Linked DNA regions of Homo sapiens: region 2 is linked to region 1. A link is a contact called in ENCODE Hi-C data. All regions are on one chromosome and are shown on one strand. The core of a region is the stretch at or near the end of the contact, and the rest is flanking DNA. Distances in the headings are between cores, read along the strand shown.

What was found. A loop is a pair of places that touch in the nucleus more often than their neighbours do. Pooled maps may share reads with other maps.
Region 2: a pooled map shows a loop between it and region 1 (4-fold over the local background). The contact joins the promoter of LINC02321 here to the promoter of GPR68 in region 1. A Hi-C loop is called at or near these places in 1 of 37 single-sample maps with no recorded cell type and 10 of 50 pooled maps.

What each region holds. Positions count from the first base shown.
Region 1 is chr14:91,243,062-91,246,649 of GRCh38, reverse strand. It overlaps GPR68 (G protein-coupled receptor 68), which reads left to right and starts at 1,946. Exons shown (of 2, transcript NM_001177676.2): 1 at 1,946-2,353. RefSeq lists enhancers at 2,179-2,228, 1,748-2,249, 3,309-3,418.
Region 2 is chr14:90,826,891-90,830,201 of GRCh38, reverse strand. It overlaps LINC02321 (long intergenic non-protein coding RNA 2321), which reads left to right and starts at 2,028. Exons shown (of 4, transcript NR_184259.1): 1 at 2,028-2,213. RefSeq lists a silencer at 1,738-1,997.

The DNA of each region.
Region 1 (3,588 bases), core at 697-3,196:
CCTTGAGGGCCAAGCACATGAGAGAGCATGGGCTCTTTTTTCTCTTACTGAGCTAGCATTTCACAAAGACCTGGGCTCAGCCAATTTGAGTAAAACCAAAGAAAGTTTCACCCCTCCTTCATCCCAAAGGCATGGTCCTTACTCCAGGTGCAGTAGGGCACATGCTGCCAGCAGAGGGGCTGGGGCAGCTTGCCAGCCCCTGGCAGGGCTGGAGGCGGGAGGGGACACCATGCCATTAGTGGTTCCTGCAGGTATAGACGATGATGGTGTAGACGGCCGGTGTGTGCACACCCTGTTAGGACAGGCCACCCCGTAGAGGGCCAGAGGTGCTCTCTCTGGCAGGTTGTGTCCTAGGGGTAAGCCAGGCAGTCACTGCTAAGTCAGTTCTGTGCTCCTAACCCCGCGTCCTCCTATATGACATCAGGGAAAGCCAGCCACACTTCCGCAACTCAGAAGTAGCACGTGTGTCTAAATGCACGCTACTGCACCACAACAAGCTGAAGCCTTTGCTCGTAACATAAGGCCTGCAAGAAGCAACTGACGTAGGAAACTTTTTTTTTTTTGAGACGGAGTTTCGCTTTTGTCGCCCAGTCTGGAGTGCAATGGCATGATCTCAGCTCACCGCAACCTCTGCCTCCCAGGTTCAAGTGATTCTCCTGCCTCAGCTTCCCGAGTAGCTAGGATTACAGGCATGCGCCACCACCCCCAGCAAATTTTTGTATTTTTAATAGAGATGGGGTTTCACCATGTTGACCAGGCCGGTCTCCAACTCCTGACCTCAGGTGATCCACCCGCCTCGGCTTCCCAAAGTGCTAGGATTCCAGGCGTGAGCCACCGCACCTGGCCGGAAATAGTTTTTAAAAGGCCTGCTATGTGGTAGCATTTGCTTGGAGGGCCCAGGCCCCACTGAAGGGGATTTCCTTAGACCCCCTACCAACAGAGTGAGGGCAGTGGAGCCAAGGCTCTTGGCATGAATAAGATGGGCATCAGTGTTTTAAACTGTGTTGGTCCCCAGAGCAGGGACCAAGCACAGGGCTCTGGCCACTTCCAGCAGGAAGGACTCGCACCCCCAGTGGCCCCATGCACCGTATCTGTTGGCTTCCTGGCTCTGGCAACGTAGCTTATAATCAGCTTCCAAGGAGTCTGCCTTGGAGGGAGGTGGTTACGCCAAAATGCTGGGCCTTTCCATCCTCCGTGTTATGTGTGTGAGGGAGGGAGTTTAGTAAGTGCTCCTGAGAGCCAGAAGGGCCCCCGGGGCCAGAGCCCTGGGCTTGATTCCTTCTCTGGGGACCGACACAGTTGAAAACATTGATGCCCGCCCTATCCTTACTGATGCCCAGAGCCTTAGCTCCACTGCCTTCGCTCTGCTGCTCTGCCAAACAGGATCCTACCTGCTTCACCACATCCGTGGCTGCCCACCTTCACTGCACTTTAGAACAGTCCAGGGAGCTTTAGAGCCACTGATGCTGGCACGTCACTTCCAGGAAACATGATTTAACCAGCCCCGGGTGGGGCCCGGGCATTGGTATTTTTTTTGTAGGCTCCCAGGTATGTTCTCATGCACATGGCCAGGGTTGAGCCCCAGTGACCCAGATGTTGGCGGCTTCCCCCACCCTTGCCTGGATCCCGGTATCCTGTAGGTGCTGAAAGGTGGCTAGAATTAGCCCACCCCCTCCTCCTGTATCCCCCCACCACAGTCCTGAGGGCACCTGCCCCTAGCTCAGGCTTTCACATTCCCAGCGAGGCTGCTCACTGACTCTGGGTTGCATGGAGAGCAGAGGAAGATGCGTGGAGAGAGCCATTCCGCCGCCCTCAGCCTCTGGCTGGCGAGTGGTTCCTCGGCAACCGCCCAGCCTGACACCAGATTGGAGTTCACATGATTCTGCCTCAGCTCGGGAATGGGCAGCCTCCAGCTGGGGATTTTCTAGCCGGAGCTGGGAGGTTCAGGCTGCGGGAAGTCGCTGGAGGGAGAGCTGGGATCGTGGCTGCAAGGGTGCCCAGGCTCCTGCAGAGCCTCTGCAGGAAGCCCAGCTGTTTGAGGTTTGAAGGCAGAGCCTAGCTGGGGCAGGCAGAGTCAGAGAGGACTCGTTTCAGAGTCCCCCCTCAGAGGACTCCCTCCATCCTGATTTCAGCAGCTGCCTGCTCCTCACCTGGTTGCAGAGACCACACTGCCTTCCTGGGGCCCTGAGGCTCTAGGAGAAGCTGGAAAGCACAGGTGGGGGTCCATCCAGCTGTTTCCAAACTGCGGGTTGTGACCCATTCATGGGTCAGTAAATCAACTTCATAGCTCATGACCTGCATTTAAAAAATTGAAATAGAATAGAAATGATCAGAGTGCGTGGCAAGAAGTAGGGTAAGTATTGCTTTGGGGAAGTTTGTTGCTTTGTACAGATGTGTGTGTGTGTGTGTGTGTGTGTGTGTGTGTGTGTGTCTGTGTTCTGGGTCGCGATGTCAGGTGTATTTCTTGCTATTGCTTGTGATCCAAAAAGCTCAAAGGCAGCAAGTTGGTGCCTAGACACGTGGGTTCTGGATTCAGATCCACCCCAACTGACTGTGTGAGTTTGAGCCTCCCTGCATTAGCCTCTCTGGGCTTCAGGTTCTGAGAAATGGCTTAGCAATGCCAGCCCACCTGACTCACAGGGACTTCGTGGGCCCAGATGGGACTGACCTTTGAAACAGTGACAAGGGTTCTAGAAGTGAGATGCTATGGTCCACGTTGTTGCTGGAGTGAGGCGATCTGGGGGGAAAATGGGGACTAAGGAAAAATGCATCCTGATGTTTCCCCTCTCCTCAGAGGGAAAAATAAAGCACTTTCAGAAAATGAAACAGCCTTGCTTAAAGCATGCAGAGGTTTGGCCAACTGAAGGAAAAGGAAGCTGGGCCCTGGGGAAACTCCCCAGCTCTTGTGGGTTTGGGGTTCCGTGAGCAGCCCTGGCACCATGAGTAACTGTCTGTGTGCGTGCCGGTGTGTGCTGCACGAAAGGGGGGGCGAGTTAGATCACTATTTATGTGCCAGCTGGAATCCAGCATTTAGGCACCTCCGCCTTCTGACTTGGGACATGCAAGAGACTCCTAGCTTAGTCAGAGAGGCCTTTCCTTCCTGTTGGGAGCTTAATTTCTCTTGGTCATTAAAGTCCTCAGAGACCTCTATGCTGATTTGCATTTGCTAAAGATTTGCTTTCAGGCGTTGAGTCACTCTATAGTTTTTCTCAATTTTTTAGCTGGGTAATAAAGTGTTATTTTGATTCTTTTCTCCAATGCCTTCCCAAACTACGGACTGGCCACGTGGCTGGTTTTCCTCAGTGGGCGTTGAAAACATGGTTGACCTGCTAAAGCATAGTCCAGGTGAAGGGGCCAGGCCAGGACCAAGCCTGGTGGCCATTGCTGCAGCATCTGTGAGGACTGGAGCTTGGCTGAGCTGGGGGCTTGAGGGTGGTGGTTCTGGGATGATCATGATAGTCAGCACAGCATGAAGGAAAGTATGGACCAGTCCGAGTTCCAGACCTGGCCTGCCGCATCTCAACTGCAGAGACTTCAGCAGGTTGGTTCATCTCTCTGAGCCTCAGTTTCTTTATCTGTAAAGTGGGA
Region 2 (3,311 bases), core at 779-3,278, 420 kb after region 1:
AAGGAAGATGGTACCACGATGCCTCTCCGTCCTCCGTCTCCTCCCCACCCTTAGCCTGGTGCCATTTTTTCTACCTGGGCGCCCATCCTTTCTTGCCTAGCCAGTGCCTGTCCCTCCTACAGGAAGCCTCCTCCAGCAGTCCAGTTCTCTGCTAGAAACCACAGAAACCAGCTCTGGCTGATTTAGGTAGAAGTGGAATTCATCACATCAGGTGCACACATTCTGGGAGGAAGGGACCCAGGCTGGGAGGCTGGACATCCTCCGCAGGACTGGTCTGGCAGGGAGGAAAAGTGCTGCCACCACTGCTGGGCACAGATACCCAAGTGCACCCCAGCCCCACTCACATGGCCTGCCAGAGCAGTTGCCACCTGGGATGCCTCCGAATCAGGCTGAGGCTGCCCACGCTCCTGCACCTGCTTTCTGAGTGGCGTCTGCCTGGCAGGGTTGAGGTCCCCCACCCCTCACTGTAGAAACAAGGGGGTCTGGCACAGTGAGTGCCTGGCATTTTCAGTGTCTCTGGTGGGGGATTCCTCAAATACAGGAAAGGAGATAAAGATCCCAGATGACAGATGGCATCCTCCCACGAGTGAGGCCATCTAACTCTGCTCTTTCCTCTTTCTTTCTTTCTTTCTTTCTTTCTTTCTTTCTTTTTCTTTCTTTCTTTCTTTCTTTCTTTCTTTCTTTTTCTTTCTTTCTTTCTCTTTGTCTCTCTCTCTCTCGCTCTCTTTCTTTCTTTCTAAATAAAAATAGAGACAGGGTTTTGCCATGTTGCCCAGGCTAGTCTTGAACTCCTGAGCTCAAGTGATCTGCCCACCTCGGCCTCCCAGAGTGCTGGGATTACAGGTGTGAGCCACCGCGCCCGGCCTGCCCGCACTCTCTCTGCTGCCTGCCTTCCCTGGCCCACACAATCTCTGAGTCTGATAACAGGCATTCAGGCTGTATCAGTCATTCAACGCATATTTGAGGGCCCAGGCCAAGTGCCAGGGTCTCATCCTTAGAAGAGTGTCCTGTACACATCACTTAAAACTCCGCTTCTCTCTGGGCAAAGGGTCAGCGCCCTTAGACTGCAACAAAACAGAGGCATTATGCAAGTTCCTAGATACCTCTTAAAAAGGAAGGCCTGGTGGGCTGAGGACCAGCGTAATAGCTGCCAGGCTCCTTCAGCATCAGGGACATTCCAACCGTCCCTCACACTGTAGTTCATTCGAAAATAACTTCCTAGAATAGACAGTGCTGTCAGCATCTTTCTGCTGACCATAGACTACTCTGGGCGGTATTTTGAAAATGAAACTGATGTATCAAAAGCTTGCAACAGGAAGCAGCAAGGTTGACTTGACTGCCTTTCCTTGTGGGGAGCCCTGGGCTGTGGGGAGCCCTGGGCTGTGACCCAGGGTCATGAGAGTGGGTCCCCTGGGCAGGCAGCAGGGACCAAAAGCTTAGTTCTCTGTTCCCCCACTGTCCCACTGAATGGCCACATAACCCTGGGCAAGTCGCCTGGGTCTGTTTCCACGTCTGTGGAACAAAGCTGGTGTTCGGTGCTCCCAACACAGCGGGTTAGAGGACCACAGTGGGCAAATAAAAGGCTACCAAGGGACATTCTCTCAGCGTTGCTAAATGGTTAGAGTTAATAGTGCGTTTGGCCTGGATTGAAACAAAACTAAACAACCCTCCACTTTTACTAAAGAAAATGAGGGCTCACCCAAAATAAGTAAACCCAGTCTCTGGAGTGAGTAAAAGCCCTTTTTTCTGGGTATTTTCACTGCTCTCTTAAGAAGGGCCTGACCCATCGCGCTCAGGGGAAATAAGCGCTGGGAGGAAATAAGGAAAATCGAACCGCGGTTTTAGGTCCGGGCTCTGGCAGGCACCGCCTCCGCCCCGCCTCGCCCCGCCTCGCTCCGCCCTGCGGCCCCCGCCGCGGCCCCGCGAAGGATCCGCCAATGAAGCGCCCAGGAACTGCATGACCTCATCAGGAGGCTCCCTCATTGGCTGCCGCCGCCGCGCCTGGTCGCCTCGTTCCGTTCGATTCCAGAAAGCCGCGCCGGCCCCAGTCCCCATGGGCTGAAGGCAGGTTGAGTTCTTCCCCAGGTCTGCGAGCCTCGAAGGCTTCTTTCAGACAGCAGACCCCTTAGAAGCGCAAGGCTGCTTTCTGACAAAGAATCAAGTGTTCCTTTCAACCAGCCAAGGGACTGGTTTTCTCGCTGACCCTTTGACAGGTATGTTCCCGGGATTTTGCTGGGACCTTCATCTTCCCCTCCCTACGTCCGTGACACATCTGGCTTCCCACTCGTTTCAGTCGTGTATTCCGTGGAGTTTTCTCTTGCTTCGCAGTAGATGGACTTCTGAAGCCCCACCTTACTGTTAAATGCCAGTGATCATCTCCCCCCACAGCTAACTCGGGAATTAGTCCACTGACACCCCCAGAGAGGGGACACGCCTTTCACAAGGTCACACGGCAGGTCAGTTACAGAGATGAAAATCAAATCCAGGTTTCCTAACTTCAAGAGTTTTTTCAGATGCCTTATTATTATTATTCGTTTTATTTTTATTTTTCATTTTTTATTTTTTTGAGATGGAGTCTCACTCTGTCACCCAGGGTGGAGTGCAGTGGAGTGATCTTGGTTCACTGCAATCTCTGCTTCCCGGGTTTAAGCGATTCTTCTGCCTCAGCCTCCCGAGTAGCTGGGATTACAAGTGCCCACCACCACACCCGGCTAATTTTTGTATTTTTAATAGAGACGGGTTTCATCATGTTGGCCAGGCTGGTCTCGAACTCCTGACCTCAGGTGATCCACCCGCCTCGGCCTCCCAAAGTGCTTGGGACTACAGCTGTGAGCCATCTCACCTGGTAATTATTATTATTTTTTTTTTAATTTGCTTCCTGAGAGCTCAGAAAGGAACCTCAGCTGTATGGGAGCACCCATATACCAATCCCATTCCAGCCACTCTCACTTTGACAGGACAGAATCAACGACCAGAGCCCAGGACCTCCTTGACTAGCACTCTCCTCTTACAAATAAGGAAACTGAAGGGTACCTGATCATGAACAAGCTGATGGGCAGCACTTGACCCAGACCTTTTACTTCTTACCCCTCCACCCCAGTTTGGACTCCCAAATGTGGGGAGGAATGGAATGCCCTACCAGTCCCCAGGGAATGGTTCATGCAGTCAGCATGGTTTTAGTACCTTTAGCATTTGATTTGGGAGAAAGATAATAACCAGAAGTGTCTGTATGCCTCACCAGCTGTCCAGCAGATCCCATAAACCTTCACCCCCAACCCTTCTGACCACCAAGTGCTTTGCTGCAGGAAAGG